Regions from separate parts of the Homo sapiens genome. Here region 2 is linked to region 1. Evidence: chromatin loops called from intact Hi-C (ENCODE). Cell type or tissue: mammary epithelial cell. All regions are shown on one strand. Links, peaks and the distances in the headings refer to the core of each region. The heading gives the core; the rest is flanking DNA. Region 1 overlaps CDH18 (cadherin 18). Region 2 has its middle 27 kb from the start of LINC02100.

The links. Peaks named below come from ENCODE experiments on the same cell type or tissue, not always from the same donor. Only the 100,000 strongest peaks of a DNase experiment are listed, where the experiment ranks them.
Region 2: it touches region 1 in a loop (17-fold over the local background); 8 of 110 quality-filtered maps call a loop at or near these places.

Annotation. Positions count from the first base shown.
Region 1 is chr5:19,603,996-19,613,495 of GRCh38, forward strand. It overlaps CDH18 (cadherin 18), which reads right to left. Exons shown (of 13, transcript NM_004934.5): 6 at 8,439-8,606. Among named protein-coding and RNA genes, the nearest start is that of CDH18, 380 kb to the right of the region's middle. In mammary epithelial cell, for the core only: a CTCF peak has its summit at 4,636; no DNase peak of the experiment used is centred there.
Region 2 is chr5:18,768,575-18,778,074 of GRCh38, forward strand. No RefSeq gene overlaps it. Among named protein-coding and RNA genes, the nearest start is that of LINC02100, 27 kb to the left of the region's middle. In mammary epithelial cell, for the core only: a CTCF peak has its summit at 4,073; a DNase peak (open chromatin) is centred at 4,107; H3K27ac peaks cover 379 bases.

The DNA of each region.
Region 1 (9,500 bases), core at 1,988-6,987:
GGATGCACCATAGTTTTGTATGCCACATGTGATCTTTTCACATAATTTCTTAGACTGCATCATAATATACTACTGATTATGGAAAATACACTTAAGGAAGGAAGACATGGTGGGAATAATAAAAGGGCATTTGTCTCACTGAGGCTTGTCCCTTTTAATATACTTTCTTTTCCTCCAGGACAGCACTGATTCTAGTTGCTTTTTAAAAGACCTTGTGTCTTTACTACAGTAATTTTGTCATTTACTTGAATAAGTCATTCCCTATGATTACCCCAAGGCCCTATCTTACAAAAGCTGTAATAAATTTAATCATTACATTTGTTAGAACTATTTACTATTTTATAGTATTTACTTGAGAAAGTGAGATGCTTCTCAGGGAAAACTGACTGACATGTGAGAGGTTAGAAACTATGATGTCTGACTTACAGAGTTTGCCTGTCTTTCCTGATAAAATTAACCAGACAGTTTTTATAATCTCCACTTTAAATGTTTATGCAAATACAGTTTATGCTGAGAATGCTAATTTCAAATTAAAACACACACACACACACACACACACACACACACACACACACACACACAAAGTATTCTGAGATTTTCCTGCATTTAAGAGACTTAAGCTGAATATTGATTATTAAGCATTGTGGTTGGCTCTACGTGCAATGTTTTTTAAAACATAAATAAAGTAAATTTAAGTACTACTGCCATTTGAATGCCATAAATAAAAAGGGCAATTTTCCTCTATCAGAATCTTTACTGTTCTAAGAAATATCTTTAAAATCGTTTAACCCAATACATTCTGTTTCTATGTGTCAACATGCACTATAGGAAAGCTGATTATTCTATAGAAAGTTTTTTTTTTCTCTCAAGTATTATAGTGGAACACTTTCTTTGTTTTCTCTCACTCTTAATCATAAATAACACATAAATGCTTGAAGAAAGACTATTAGAAATTTTAATTGAAATTCAGTCCACTTTTTAAGTATTCTTTGAAGGTGTGCAAATTGATTTGTAATGCCTAACTATAAGAATCAAATTATTTCCAAGAAATATATGCTTATTACCATAAACATACCTACCTAAACAAAATATTATGTAAAGGAAAAGGAATTATTCTGTAACTTTATTATAGTACACAACCACATAGATTAAAAACAAACCGTAATACAATTGAAATGTCATGACTAGTACGTTTCTAAACAGAGAGCTCCATATAATTTCAAAATATTCAATTCTAAAATCAGAAGAATGTAATACTATTATTTATTTATAGCTGTTACTTTGTTAGAAAGAATATGATCTACAGGTGTATGTGTCTTATTATAATAAATACATAATAATTTTCAATTATCTTTATAAACTAAATATCATGATGTAAGATAAAAATATTGTGTTTCTATGAAGGCTAAATGAAAATAAAATAATAATATTACTCATTTAAAGTTAATTTAATAATTTCATCTTTATTTTAGAGTTCATCCTTTCAATTTAGCCACATAGAATACAAATTGATAGAGAATACATCTAATTATCTTCCATAATCTTTCTATTTAAACTTAAGTGGAATGATCTTTCAAATCTGGATATGATGGAGGGGTATATCTAACTCTGTCATATAAAACAACTCTAAAAGATGCATAGTATATAGAAAATGACTGTTTTAAGGCATTGAAGGCAATTAATGTAGGGAACTCAGGATGGAGTATGATTCTTGAGAGAAAGAAACCATAACAAAACAAATTTTATATGCACATATACTGAGGGTATTTAAAAATATGTAGTGCTGGTTGAAAGAGTCCAAGCAAAAATTGTGTAGCTTTTGGAGACAGGTTGGAGTTCAGAGCTGGCACAGGGGCTGAGAAATTGAGGACAAAAGCACAGAGAAGAAGAAACCTCAGGTAAGTGAGGAAAAAAACAAATGCAATTTTTCTTGTGGTAATTGTAGACACATCCACTACTTTGACACTTGTAGAGGCTCTGAGAAACCAACAGAAAGTGCATCTGGAAGGCAAAGGCGCTAGGCAGAGATTTCAGCAGCCATGAGTTACTGGAGAGTCAGAAATTGGTAAACACTTGAGACCAGTGGAGAGTAAGTAAAGAAAGATCCGGATTCCAGGAATAAGAGCTACTTCCCGGAAGTAAGGAGAGCAATAAAATAAGCTAGTGCTAACAGAATCCAACTGATTTAAGTAATCCACACTGTATATGTCTGCAAGAAATAACTTGCCCCTCTTTGAAAGATTGCACAATCATGAACCTCTGCAACTCCTTTATGTAATGTTCAATCAGTAATTCAAAGTCATGATTAAAAATGAGCATTGGCTAAAACTAAGAAGGAAAAAATGTAAAAAATGACCCAGGCATGATTATGATATTAGAATTCTACAAAAAGTTTTGAAATAAGTATGGTTAATATGTTTATGGTTAATATGTTTAAATAAAGAAAAGGGTGGGGAATTTCAACAGATACCAATAATCTTTATCTACTAAACCAAATAAAAATTTTAGAACAAAAATGTCAATGCTGAAGTGTGTACTTAATATATTTAATAGATGGGTTTAATTGCTGAACAAACAGCAGAAGAAAGGATTGGTGTACTAGAATATAGGTTAATATAAAATATCCAGGTTAAAGAAGACTGTAGAAGACTGTAGAATAATAATTATTATACAGCAAAGACAGTAATAGATGAATGTTATATAACTGAAAGACCTAGCTGACATACTTTGTAGAACTAATAGAAAAGAAGTGAGAAAATGAGGTCGAAGAAATACTTGAAAAAATTCTAACCAAGAGTTTCTCAAAACTAATAAAAGATAGCTTAAAAAATCTTTACAACCATTAGTCAGATTTTTAAAAAGTAAATACCTAGGTGCATTGTAGGTTAAATTTTTGAAAACAAAATATAACAAAGAATATCTTAATAGAAGAAAGGTCCAATAAACTACAGTAAACTATTGTACAGTAAAGGAATTCTACAGTTGATTTTTCAATGAACAAAATGGTAAACAGCAAATTATATTAATAATTATTGAAATGGAGAAAATCCTTCAAACTAAAATTCTATTCTGATTGGAAATACCTTCTGCAAATAAAGGCAAAATTGTAAATTTATATAGAAAAGCTGAGAAAATTCATTGGCAGTTTTCTGTCACTAAAAATGGGAAAATAATATTTTAAGAAATTTACAATTCCCTTTAGAAAACAATAATTCTAGAAGGAAACACAGAAATTCAAGGAGAAATAAATAGTACCAGGAAGGGTAAATTATTACTGTCTTAAAAAATAATGATTTGCTATTTAACACAACAGCAACAATGACAATTTCATATAGGACTGAATATATAAGATGACAAAAATAGAAAAAACAACAACAAAGGGTTAATGACATTAAACAGTTTTAAAGTCATTCTATTTTCAAGCAATGAAATTATAATTTAAGGTAGAGTGAAATAAATAATAATATCTACAGTATTTTTTAAATAGAAAAAAGTATAAAAATGTAAAATTTTTAAAAAGTGAATGGAGGACAAAATGAATGAAATTAAATAATTCAAAGAATATGAGAGAGGGGAAAAAAGGAGAAGAAAAGATTAGCCAAATAGCAAATGATATACCTAAATGAAACTATATCAGTAATTAAGATACTTATAAGTGTAGTAAATCAACAAAAGCAAGAGAAATTATAATGTCATTTTAAACTAAACAACAACAAAAATATTAGCTAAGTGGTCACAAGAAACATTTATAAATTAAGAATAAAAAATTAAGAACAATAAAGTTTGAAAGTACAATTATAGAAAACATTATACCACACAAACCATAACCAAAAAGAAATGAAGAAAAAAAAGAAACCTCTGGAATAGCTATAGGAGACAAATTAGACTTTAAGGTATGGAGTATTATTAGAACTATAGACATATATTTCACAATAAAACAATTTTAATCAAGAGAAAGATATCAAAGCCTTCGATCTGTGTGCATCCAATAGCATGGTTTAAAACTGCATCTAAGAAAAATTAAACAGAGGAAAAAAGAGAAATGGAAACATCTAGTATCATCTTGGAAGACTTTAACATCTCTCTCAATAACAGACGAGCAAAAATTCTATAAGGATATAGAAAATTGGAATGGTACAAGGAATAAACTTGAATGAAATTTACATATGTAGAATACTAAACATGCAGCTGCAGAATTTATCTTATTTCAAAGTGAGTAGGAACAGTTATCAAAATCAAATATATACTGTCATTTTAAAGAAATGCTCAAAACGTTTCAAAATATATGCCTACAACTATAATAAAATGACCCAGATATCATTTTCAAAAGACACTAGAAAGACCTCAATTCTTTGATAATTAAAAAAAATCCTGCATATTTTGATGGGTCAAGGGAGAAGCTTTGTTTTCTTTTTCTTTTAATTTGTTTCAAACAAAATTTTAATGATGAAAATATTATATAAATTCATATTTGTACCCATAACAATGAAAATAATAAAAACAACAGCTCCCCCCCCAAAAAAAATCAATGCCAATATCTTCAGCAATATTTTCTTTCTCATTAACTTTAGAAATTACCCAAACCAGTTAAACAATTGTGATGTTTACTAACTTTATGGGAAATACTGCCATCTATTGAATTTTTAGAGCTTGATCCTCCAATATTACATGGCACTAAACCAACTGCAGTCACAAGTGAGTTTACGTTCTTGGCAATTTACTATCATTTAAGTTCTGGAGAAAGTTATGTTAGATTAAGCTAACATAATGATAGCAAATTTCCAAAAACTGAAGCTCACTTGTGGCTGCAGTTGGTGCAATGTAATATTGGAGGATCAAGCCCTAAAGGTTGATTCATTGTGATTATTTGGCATGTGTTATGCTTCTTTCTGTTACTAGATGACTTATCTTACAAGAGCAATCCTCAATACAACAATATAATTCCTTCCATTTAGGATATAGAAGGTTTGTTTTGTAAACTTTCATGTAAGGTATTGAATTTTATATGCATATGGTTTGTGCAGAATAAATAAATGTCAGTGACTTTTTAACCTATCCAAGAATAAGTTATGCAACAACCATAACCCAGAATAAAGTTTTTAAAAACTAGAATAGGAAATGGCAGAATAAAATAGATTACCTTTAATGAAAGAACACACACTAGGGAATTTTATATCTTTAGATGGATGATTTTCTCTAGAAGGAGAAGTACACATCGTTTGTGTACTTTGAGTAGAATTTCAAGCCATAGATGGGCTGATTTGTTTTCTTTCACTATGAGTCCTTTTGTTTTGCTTTGTTTTGTTTGAGTGGCTCCTTTTCCAACACCATGTAGCCCAGAGGTAGGCATCAATTTGAATTAAATAGTAGCTACCCTTGTAGTTGGGCATGCATTATCCAGTCTCTATGCTCCTTTTTCACATTCCTGATACTGACAAGCAGCCTGTTTCCTCCAAGACATTTATCTGACTTGTATCCTAAGCTACTGAGTTTGTAACTCTCTAGAGTAGAGACATTGTAAAGCAAATTACTAGCTCTAATTTACTACCTCTCTAACACTTACTCAAAGCCTATTTACTTCAAGATAAAGGGATAACTAATTACCATGCAATATAACTAGCCTACTCACTTTCTCAAGCATGGTAGATTAAGCATGGAGGAAAAAACACTTTGAGAGAATATTTTTGCAAAATTTGTAGTTAGGGATGTTTATTCAAGTGTCAATTGTAAGAAATATAACTGTCTCAGACAGGTGATGAGAGAAAGAAGTAGAAAGGGCAACTGTAAAAACCTCACATTAAGAGAAACAATTCAACTACTGGATCCATTTGATGACAGGATATGAACTTTATAGAATTTGAGCTGTGTATAGACTTGCGCATGTCATGGTATTTTGTGAATACAAGTCCTTATATTATTTCTTTTCTCCAAGCAGTTTACAATACTTCCCCACTAGGTACATAGCTGTTTAATAAGCTGCAATTTATGGATAAATTAAAGAGCACTTTACTACAAGCTACTTTTGTCATGGTGACACCAAACTGTTGCAAAAGCAGAATTGTTTTGTTCAAATGGAGTGCGAAATAAAGTATCTTTTAAGAAACCCCAAGTGTAAACTTCTGATTGTGTAGTGCCTCCTTTTCAAAACTCTAAGAACACCTTGAAATGCAGCAGGATTTACATCTGTCAGTCATTCTGCCAGAATGTTACTGACTGAAGAAACATAGAATTCATTAGACACAATGAGTTAACTCAGAGAGTATACACTTATTCTGTTTTGTCAGGTAAAGTGATTATTTTCACTGTACACTGATGCTTCAACAATGACACTATTATTGATCAACATAATAAAATTAGGAACAAATATCTCTTTATTATATATCTATATTCATCTATATGAATAATATTCCTTATATCCATCACAATTAAAATTTTCTGTACATCTGCAAAGTCAATCTTAATAAACCTGTAATTTTAATAATTATTTTAGGAAGAAATGGAGAAAAAGAGAGAGTGGGAGATGCTATATTTACTACAAACTAGCATTTACTGAATCCTATGATTTACAACCTGAGTTTTCTGTCTATTAAGGCTACAATATGAATGTACATCTTTAAAATAGTGGTGGTAGAATCTATTTGAAAACAAGATAGGCAAGTTGGTATCCTAAATTATAATAAAGAGTATATTCTGTTGAGTCTGAATTATCGCTTATTATCTTTATCTTCAACTTCAATTGTACCAATCTATGAAATAATAACATTTACCTCATGTATATGCACATTGTTGAACTAAGTGATAACATTGATACAAAAGTTCATCCTAATCTGCAAAATGGTTTAAAATTTAATTATATTTTATGGCTCAATAAAATATGGACTTACCTATGATATATACTTTCTTCATAGAGCAAACGCCACATGAATGCACCAGGTAACATTATCTTATCTCTGGCATCAACATTTTAAAATGATTTTTATTTAACTATGACTATGATTTGCATGTATTTAATAATAATCTTTTAATAATGATGGTTTGACAGAGTATTTAAATTCAACTAATTTACTCACTAAGAATCATTTATCAAATGCTGGGCCCTCACTGGGCTGAACACCTAAGTTCGCAAAACAATTAAGCGTCTTCCTAGAGGATCTCATAAGTGGAAGGGGATCTATGTACCTGCAGAAATTAGTATAACATGAACAAGCACGCAAAAGTGCTGTGCAAGGGGATCTATGTACCTGCAGAAATTAGTATAACATGAACAAGCATGCAAAAGTGCTGTGCAAGAGGGAAAATTAGTATAACACGAACAAGCATGCAAAAGTGCTGTGCAAGAGGGAAAAAAGAGTGAGTAATTCTGCAACAGGAATTAATTGCAAAACTGTTCTAATTCTGCAACAGGAACTTCAGAGAAACTTGTAGCAGGGATTTTAACAAAGGGCCGTGAATAAGGAAAAATTTTAGTTGAAGTAAGGACGTACAAAGTGTTATTATATTTTAGGAGGAGGCAGTATTCCACAGTGTCTAGGCCTGAGGTGTACTGCAAATGCTATTAAGAGACAAGAGATAAAGTTGAGAAAGGCATTTCGCGCTGATTTGAGAAGAGCCTGTATGACGTACCAAAGGATCTAATTTATGACAGTTTTTAGACATCATTTGTAAGAGGAACATAAGAGACAACTCCTCTGTAGGATATTTGTGATTATTAGTGACTGTCGTATAAAATGTTATCTATAGTATCTTCCATTTTTAAAAACTCAAATATATTATAATTATATCCTTTACATTCAGAACATGTCATAAACACCATCTCCCTCCAAACCCACAGGATTCATATTTCTCCTCTCCCCCCAAAATTGCCTACTGAATTATGCTTTCTGTTTTCAAGTCTTATATTTTACTCTGAGACCTCATCTTATCATATTAACTTCAACTTGCTTTTGGATGATGCGTGTGTGTGTGTGTGTGTGTGTGTGTGTGTGTGTGTGCATACATGCATGCATTTGTATACAGCATTTATTCATAACATGAAGAATTTTTTTAAAAAATTCAGTCACAGAATGTATGGAATAATGTTGCATGAAAAGAATGTTCACATCAAAATACCTTTTCAACATCTCCATGAATACTTTAAGAATATACAGATACTTCGCCAAAGGCAAGATGCCATTTTTTAGTACCACCACATCATTTTTAATATTTAACTTGATGCCAAATGAAACTCCAACTCTGAACACATTCCCAATTATTTCCTAGGTTCAGAAGACAATAGCTGGAGTGATTTCATGAGTCTTACATGAAGAAGGGTGATCATATAGTACAAAAACAGAACAATTCCACTTAAGAAAACAGTAACATAACACTGTTCAAGTATTTCATTTTACTTTACATAAAGAGATAATGATAAATTCAAATCATGGAAAACAAATACGTACTTTGAGGAAAGCGTGGTGGGTTGTCATTGACATCGGTTAAGGTGATGTTGACTGTTGTAGATCCTGAAAGCCCTCCAACTTGCCCAGCCATGTCTTTGGCTTGAATGACTACGGAGTAATGTTCTCTGGCTTCTCTGTCCATGTTATGTAAGGCCGTTCTAATAACTCCTGTAATAGATATATTTTAATAAACAGTATGAGCTATATAATAAGCAAGTATCAACAAACATACACATACATATTTTAAGAAATGTCTTTTAAAATAGCATATTTTTGGGATAAAGTCACACGTCTGAGAAAAACAATATCTTACCAATGCATGAATACTGTCTCTTTGAAAAATTTACTTATCCCATGCCCCAAACATCCTATTAAGTAAATTAAGATGTCTATCTCTCTGCATTCCTTAAAGTAGATGGTCCCTCGGCCGGATGCGGTGGCTCACGCCTGTAATCCCAGCACTTTGGGAGGCCAAGGCGGGTGGATCACAAGGTCAGGAGTTTGAGACCAGCTTGACCAGTATGGTGAAACCCCGTCTCTACTAAAAATTAAAAAAAAAAAAATTGGCTGGGCGTGGTGGCGCATGCCTGTAATCCCAGCTACTCATGAGGCTAGGCAGGAGAATCGCTTGAACCCAGAAGACGGAGGTTGCAGTGAGCGGAGATCACGCCACTGCACTCCAGCCTGGGCGACAGAGTGAGACTCCAACTAAAAAAATAATAATAATAATAAGTACATGGTCCCTCAAGGGTAGTCCTGCCACCCTATTCCTAGTGCTAGTGTGCTGAACATTTTACAATTTGAGCTCCTCAGAAGTTTCAACTAAGGTGGTCATATTGATTTAAGCAGAGGCTAATTTTCATCTTTATAGAACAATTTACATAGCTTCCTGGCAGAGTTATCAATGTTTAATGATGGAAAACATTTGAGGAGTTTGGACACTTAAACAGAGATTATAGGCAGGAGGCATATTAACACGTATCAAAGACTAAGAAACTCACTATTTTTGTTAGAAAACAACTTTAAGGAGAACTAGATCTAAGTATTTAGGCAAAATAAAGA
Region 2 (9,500 bases), core at 1,417-6,416, 840 kb before region 1:
TATTTTCTGAGTTAGATTTCAGAATTTCCAGTGACCCCTTTCTGGTTTCCATTTCCCCATTTTTGAACAAACATTTCTGTAACAGGTATGCATTTCCTTCTACGTCGTATGTAGGATAGAGGCAGTAAATTTGACTTTATAATTTCACAGATCTAAAGATGGAGGGAATGTACTCAAGAAATTTCAACAAAGCATCCTCAGCAAGCTTGACCCCTGTGCTTCATGCCTTTCCCATTGACAAAATACATCCACCTCCCAAGGCGTTCAAGAGTCCCATCCTATTATAGCATCATCTCAAAGCTGCATGGATTTTTCAGTGTCTTTGAATTATATAAACGGGATTAGACTTTAATTTTAATTTCTCATAACAATATTGAATCTAAGGTTGTAACTCTTCAAAAAGGTGTGTGAAGTTTATATGGCCATTAGGATGGCTTGGTTTTAGCTTGTTTATCCCAACCTCTTCAGCACTCAATAATATAGTGGCTCTCCACCCCTAATTTGAAAAATGTATATTGAAAGAACTTGTTAATCATACTTCGATTTTTAAAATGATATATTCTGTATACTTTTGTTATTACATATAAAAATAGAAACATTATATATTATATATAATAGCAAAATATGTGTGTGTGTGTGTTATACATATATATGATACTGACTTAGTCCACTTGTTTTGCTATAAAGGAACACCTGAGACTGGGTAATTTATAAAGAAAAGAGATTTATTTGACTTGCAGTTCTGCAGGCTGTATGAAAAGCATGGCATCAGCATCTGCTTCTGGTGAGGTACTCAGGCTGCTTCTGCTGATGGCAGAAGGTGAAGGGGAGTAGGTGTGTGCAGCGATCACATGGTGAGAGGAAGATAGCAAGAGAAAGAGAAGGAATGTGCCAGGCTCGTTTTAACAATCAGCTCTCATGGGAACTAATAGAGCAAGAACTCACTCATTATCTTGAGATCAGCACCAAGCCTTCATAAGGGACCTGCTCCCATGATCCAAACATTAGGTCCCATCTCCAACACTGGGGATCAAAACCCAACATGAGGTGTTGAGGGGTTAAATATCTAAACCATACCAAATACTTACTCAGGTTTTAATCATTATTTTAAAACAAAGATTATGCTTTATCTTCTCTATTACATCATTCAAATATATAAATGGAATTTTTATAATAATGTGAGTAGGAATTTGGAATGAAAATAGCTTAAATGCCATAAAACATTTTCTTTTAAATATGCCATGAGACTACAGTGAAGAGCCTCACAATGTTTATTTTTATTCACAGAAAGTCAAATTTTAAGATTTTCTCAGTTTATTTATTTAAAATTTTCACATTCATAATAGTAATTTGTTTTAAATGTTTATTGCCATGAGATAATGATTAAAGCTATAAACTAATATACAAATGAAAAAATAATGGCTATGTGCTCATAAGACTAGCATATTTATCAAAGTAGAGATGGAGAGCAAACATATAAATGAATGAAAAATATATGTTATTATATTAGAGTTACTTTGGTTTTTATTTGAAAACAAACTCATTGTTACTTAAAATCAAAATGCAAATCAAAATGTACTTTTGAAATGGACTTTTTTTTTGAATATTAGATCTACTTGGAGAATATTAACTTTGCCCACTTTAATGGAACAATATTAGGTTTTAAAAATAATTGTCCTGTAGAAACTGAAAATAAGAAATTTATTTGGCTATTAATTTGCCTAAGGATAAATTCTTGGTTTTGCTTTTATCATTAAAAAAAGTTAATCTATTCCGCATTTCCATTTAGAGTTTCAAACACAATTCCAAAATGAAGTTTAAGTTTTTCTGCCTCATGCTCATTAAAAGCAATGAAACCTCTGGCTGTTTTATGAAAAAATTATTTAAGAGTTAGGAAGCTGCAAGCCAGTTAAAATGCTTTGCTTAAATATTTTGAAGATTCTCAGTTAAAATAGTTCTAATGTTACATGAAGCTCTCTTTAGAACTTATTGCTTGTGTAGAATGAAGAAGTAGGGAAATATCAACCCAAAGGAAATAACTGTAATGGAAAAAAGGGAACCTTTCCCCCAAAGGCTTAGAGACTCTTATACCATTTCCCAAGCCTTCTTAAAACAGATTTCCTCCAAAATGAAAGGAAAATCTCTCTTATAATGCTACACAGAAGACAGAAAACAATTTATAAAATCCAAACCCAAAAGTGAACTTAAAACACTAAATTCTCTACATAAATACACAATGCCATCCATGGTCTTAATTTGATTCACCTATTGTTGCTTATATTGTATTTGTTCTATATTTATAGCCTATTGCTCAGTCACATCAAACCACATTGTGTTGTGACTATATTCCTTAGTGTTTTTTTCTACTATGTCTTTGAAAATAAAGAGCTACTTATTTCCACTTTCTCCTAAAATTCTAAAATTTTAACAGAGTTGCATGGATACAAAGAAAGTCAATGAATGGGCATAAAATGCCTGATTAATTTCTTAAAACTCTATATAAATTGTTACATATCTTCATATAAGTGTTCTCAAGAAAGTTTTCTTAAGCTTCTTTAAATTGTTAAAAAGGTCCTGAAACACAAAATCATTATCACTAACTTACGTTTGCTTATTAAGTTTCAAATCTGTAGAATGTATATTAAGCACATTTTGGTTTAATAAAAATATTTATTTCTTACCACATTATTCTCAGGTCTAGCATATCACGTGATACATGGAAGTGGTTGGTATGTATTTATTGAATGTTAAAATAAACAAACAAACAAGCCCCACAGTTTTGGACACTGAAGCCTAAATAGATTAACTCAATTGCTCAAGCTCACTGAAGCCAACGTGTGCAAGTTAAGACATGCATTTCTGGTCTGTCTGATATAATCACCAAATGGAAACATTTAATGTTCCAAAGTACTAAAAAACGCTTGAGACTTCAAGATGTCTATTGTGTTGCTTTCACAAAGAAATATTATCTGGCCTCTACCTTTTCCTCGACCCGAGTTAGGTTATCCCTTTACCTTCACAAATCTCCATCATAGCATAATCTATTGCAACTTGCAGTACAGTTTGCTAATCCCCACGGTATAACTACTTCTACCAAGGCTGATTTTCAGCTATTAATGTGATGTCATGGGACACAGAGTTCAGAAGAAAAGAACATGGGGGGTTCAATCCAGCTGATAGTAGCTGGGTCTAGTACATAAGTTCAGTCTTCTTGATTTCCACCAATGGACTTGTATGACTTGATTCTCCAATAGGTTAGTACTTTATTTAGTTCAAAATAGATATTTATCAATTGGGTGAGAATATAAAGTAGGTAAATTTTGAGGCATATTTCTCATATTTAAAACAAGAAATAATAGCAGGCATATCAGGACATTTAGGTTTAAATATCAATTTTGTGTGTGTGTGTGGTAGGCTTAATTCAAAAGATGTCACAAGATTCTTGACTAGGGTTTATTCATTGAAACACTACTGCAAGCACTACTGTAAAGGGGCATTGAAGATGAAAAGATAAATTAACATTTAAAATTAGATAACATTAAAATAGGCAGACTATGCTGGCTTATTCAGGTGAGCTCAGAGAAATCACAGGGGCTGGTAAAAGCAGAAAAGGAAAACAGAAGAGTCAACCAGAAATATAAAAAGCATATGGAGAATTAAGGAGCAATCGAGATAGTCTTAAATGTGAGCTATCCAGAGGATACAAACAGTCTTTAGAAGAATAATCCTCTTGCAGTGGTCAGCAAGGAAATATAGACCCCAGTGCTAAAACTGCATGAAAATGAATTTGGCCAACACCCTGAATGAGACTGGAAGTAGATTCTCCCTAGAGTCCCCAGATAAGAACTTCAAATGACTGACACCAAACTCTGACACACAAAATTGTAGGACATTAAATAAGTGTTGTTTTAAGTTGCTAAATTTGTGGTAAATTTGTTACAGCATTACAGAATAGCAATATAGTGGGTGTGGAGAGACAAAACTTCCTGTAATGCCTTTGAAAGTTGTATAGAGAAGTGACAAAGTGAAAAATACATACCTGGACTTCACTAGGGCTGGCAATCCAAGCCTTTCAGCAGCAGGAGGAGCAGCTGCACGTAAAACCAACTTTCTTTTTCTTTCATGAGGTAGCAATCATGAGTCATTTATGGGTAAGGCTGAAGATGAATGTTCCGAGTCCTATAAAAACAAATTCTTTGCGTTTACCAAGTTAATATGTTGCACCGCTCCCCACTCACTTTTTCCTTTGAAAAATTATTAAACTAATTTCAGTCTTCATTTGTAAATTAAAGTTACTTATCTACCTTGATTGTTTAAAGAATGACTGTTAAAATTTGTGTTCAGTCCACTGGTCATAGACTGAAACTAAATAAGGTAAAACATAATGACATGCATAATGAGTGAAACACAAGATAATCGTCTTAATGTGAGATGGGGAAGGTTGTTTATTTTCTAATCTGATATTTTAAAATATTATCTTAATTAGATTTTAAATTGCTAATGTGTATCTTATGTTTTGATGTGGATAGATATAAATAAGAACAGCAATACAAAAACATACACATATTTTGGGTTTTTAAAAGACAAAAAAAGGATCTTATATCCCTTAAAATATATCACCTACCATATACATGGTAATTATGATGGGTAAAACTTTTATGTTTCAATTAGGATTGCTAAAATTAAAATATAACTAGGAAAGATTTTATAATAAAGTATGGACCAATCTTTTTTTTCAAAAAGTAACTCTATAAAGGGGATTAGAGTCAAACGAGCATAAAACCAGAATATCAGATATTCCCATTAAGTAATATTCTCAGAATATTTATTCATAAATATACATTGACTGAGAGATTAACAAGCTGTTATAGGATTTCTGCACTGAAATTCTAGGATGCTGGCTACTGAAGTGATTAAAAAACAAGTACTAGCTTTATTTCCTATTCTCAATAATATTATGATTTAATTAGAGAAGGCTGACTAATGCACATGAGATAATTAGCAAGTAATGAAAAACAGTATGAATTCGTATGATAAATGTGGGACCAACGTTATTCAAGAGCACTGTTTTATCTAAAACTAATAATATAAACACCCTTTGAAGAAAAGACAACGACAAAAAAATAAAACAGCAAATGACCAAAGGAGAGGAGATATATGTAACTATTATAATTTCAGGCATAAATAAGTTCTTATCATAGCTTCTTCACTTTGCTTTTAAGTATCTGAGCCCCTTCTGTTAGAACTAGTATTACAGTAATTACTATTTTTATTCTCTGTAGTCTTTTTCTGAATGTTCATATGGATTTTTGGGCTTCTGTTTACATAACATTCTGTCTGAGAAAAAAATAGGTTTCATTACTAAAAAGAAATTTTATGCAATGATTAGGTTTTCAAAAATACTGTTCAATGTTGTCCTTGTATTTTGAACAAATTAATCAGTTTCTACTCAAAGAGAGAAGCCTCTATTATTCACATACAATCAGATCAAGTATAATTGTTATGTGACTGTGAAAAGAAACCCACACATCTTTTAGATTGCAGGATATGTAAAACAGGCTCTGATGCTTATTATAACGAATAAAAGACATAGGCAATAATTTGTTTTTAATTTTTGTTTCATAACATGATGAATGGCTGATAGAAAACATAACATTTCTTTTGGTTTATCAGGGACAAAACAACTATAACAATATATAATATTCTTAATTTTAAAAAATCTAGTAACAGCCATCCTTACTTTATGGTTTTTCTTCTTACCCATCTTTTTTCTTTTGATTTACTCAAGAACTAAATCTATGAAGCGCAAGAGGCACTCATATCCCTATTTTGGTCTGATTACATTTTCATTATCCCTTGATTCCTTGTTTGTCACAAAATCTGTGAATTATAATTTGGCTTCTCATTTAGTTTTCTCTCTAGGGAGAAAATATGCTGACCAGACGAAGTCTGTATTTAGTCTTGTTGGCAGTTGTATTTAATATCAACGCTCCCCCAATTAACTTTCTGGCACAGAAGTTGCTCTATCTTAAATTGGGTTTATAAAAGATACTATTATTAAGTTTATTCAATCTTGAGAGTTAAAATAATCATATTTTTGGTTTTATAAATGTAAGAAACAAACATTCAAATATAATAAACTTAAGGGTTTTATTCCAGTCCTGCCAAATAAACAGATGACCCTCTTCTGATGGCACTCCGTTTTCTTGAATTTACATTTTAAACAAAATATAAACTTTAAAAAAAATTTTCCAAACCTGCACCTTCCTAGTCTCTGTTTCAGGAATATTATCGTTTTGCTTAAATACTTAATGAGTTACAATGGTTAACTTGATTTCTCTTTTCTATTTAAAACTATATTCAATGTATTAGTTATGTCAATTACGACATCAAAATTTAGCATTAATTTGTCCCTTTCTGTTTGTCTATTCTGCCATCATGCTAATTCATGCCAAAAGCATCTTTCCAATAGAGACTATATCAACATGCTAAGAGGAGTTAAACTTCCATTTTGGTACATACTCATTTTCATTTTCTATACAATTCTGAAAATGTTTCCTTAAAAATTATAGGCATGAGCAGTGGCTCATGCCTATAATTATTACACTTGGGAGGCGGAAGCAGAGGCATCGCTTAAGGCCAGGAATTTGATACAAGACTGGACAAGACCCGGTCTCTACAAAATTTAAAAAAAAAATTAGCTGGGCATGGTGGCTCACTCCTGTAGTCCTGTCTATTAGAGAGGCTGAGGAGGGAGGATCACTTGAATCCAGGAGTTTGAGGCTGCAGTGAGCTAGGATTTTGTCACTGAACTCCAACCTGTGCTACAAAGTAAAACACTGTCTCTAAAAGATAAAATAAAAATGTAAAACTTAAAATGATACACTTCTGATTACCCAATGGTATCTCATTGGAAATTGAATAAAACCCATTCTGCTCAGCATACCTGTTTCATTCTGTTTTGGCTACTGTAACAAAACATTATAGACTGAGTGGCATGGAAGCAACAGAAATGTATTTCTCACAGTTTTTGAGACTGGAAAGTCCAAGATTAAGGCACCAGCAGATTCTCTGTCGGGTGAGGGCCTACTTTCTAGTGCACAGATAATGCCGTCTTCTGAGTCTTTACATAGGGAAAGGAGTGAGGGATTATTCTAGGGTGTCTTTTATAAGCCCACTAATCCCCGTTCATAAGGATTCTCTTCTCATGACCTAATCATCTTCCAAAATTCTCATCTCCTGATACCATAACCTTGGGTATTAGAATTGTAACGCATGAATTTTAAGGGGACATAAAGATTCAAATCATAGCAATACTCTAAAAAATACTTCTTTAACTTTGCAAATATATCTCCTTGCTTAATTTGCATTAGTTTTACTAGACATTTTATCCTTCAAATTGCCAAATATTTTTATACCACAAGGTTTTATTAATATTCCACCTATCCAGCAGAAATTTCCCGTATAATTTTTTAGTTCAGAGGAATAAAATATAATCTATGTTCTGATTGCTTACTATCTAGTAGACATCTGAAACACTACAGATTTCAATGATATAATGGCAAAGTTAATACTAGAGGTGTGAGAAGTTGGCTTAGCTAGAGGTGTGAGAGTCTTGCTTATATCTTTGTCCCAAAATTTTCTGATTTCCTTAAGTAGAAGATCTCTGTTCCTAATTTTATTACTACCTACCACATTCCCACCTAGGCCTTTAACCCATTGCATGTGGCTACTCAGACGTGTATTTGAGAAAGAGCTGTGAGAGGTGTGAGAAGTTGGTTATCGAAATGCAGTGTAACATATCTAATACAGGCTGGGGAAAGATCTTCAGTAATTACAAATATATAAGTGTAAATAGTACATCAACTATTTCAAATCCTCAAAGCACATCAGCTTTGAGGATTAACAGTTTGTTAAACTTTCTGCTAAGGATTATATTCCTTTCTCCAACACACTTTTTTTTCTGGACAGGGTCTTACTCTGGTTGCACAGACTGAAGTGCAGTGGCATGACCACAGCTCACTGCAGCCTCGACTTCCTAGGCTTAGATGTTCCTCCCACCCTAGCCTCCCAAGAAGCTGGGACTACAGGCACGTGCCACAATGCCTGGTTAATTTTTGCATTTTTAGTGGAGACAGGATTTCACAATGTTGCCCAGGCGGGTTTTGAACCCCTGGACTCAAACAATGCACCCACCTTGGCCTCCCAAAGTGCTGATATTACAGGCATGAGCTACTTCCCCAGGCCCTTTCTCAAAAACACTTCTGAGTAGCCACATGCAATGGGTTAAAGGCCTAGTTGGGAATGTGGTAGGTAGTAATAAAAATAAGAACAGAGATCTTCTATTTAAGGAAATCAGAAAATTTTGAGACAAAGGTATAAGCTAAGCAAGACTCTAGAGGAAAATTTGAACTTAATATGATACTGAAATGAGAATTGATGTTATTGTAAGAAAGCCCAGTCCAGAAGTAGTTGACTATATTGGAAACATTGAGATATTTGAAAATGACATCAGTAGCTTGCTAGCATTCTTGGTTTTTCAAAATTAAATAGCAAGTGTTTTGCTTCTGGTCAACTAGAATGCTCAGAGACATAAACAGCTCTGTATTAGTTACACACACAATGATAAAGAAGAAAATCTGTCTACCATAAAGGAAGTCACATTCTCATTCTAACAATAGAAACATGCTTGTCAAAATCAGAATAAGATATGATAAAAAAAAAAAAGATTACCCAAGTCACAGCCCAGAGAATCACAAAATAAATTTTAGAGGTCTTTAAAATAACTTAAAATATTCCCAAATGGAATTAAAAATTGGAACAAGTAGGAGAATGCATGTGAGACTACATGACAGAAATTACTGTTAAGCTCATTACCTATAACTTCAGCCATGAGAGTAGAAAGGGTTTCACACCATGAGAAGAGGAGATGATAAATAGAACCTCTGACTACTCCCAATTTATATACTAATTAAAAATGAGTCACCAGTCAAGAAAAGACCAACATGATGTCAACAAAGGGTTTCAAGAGATTAGTAGAGTAATGGACTGGGGGTAAAGGTAGAGGTTATTCCAAAAATGGAGATATTGGCCAATTATTTAGGCATAATATAAAATATATTTTAAATAAAAATTCTAAATTAATCATTGTTTTGGGATATGGAAAGTCCTTGGTGACACTAGCAAAAGGCATTTCAAATAAGTGCAAGAACACTTTACCAATATGCCTGATAATTCAGTGGTTGGCCACAAGATTATTGAAGGTGGCATCAGAATATTACTTTTAACATGAATTAACAATTACATATCTCAGCAAAACAGTGATGTTTTTAGTGATTCTTAATTTACTTTCTATGACCTCTGGCATTTAAATTTTATATAATAAACTCCAAAGATTTATGTCTTTCTAGGCTCCATTTGTTTTTCCCTTTCATTTTACCCTTCTCCTATTCCATATTTTATGCCTCTGCCTCAACCTGTAAAATAGATGAGCAATGTGT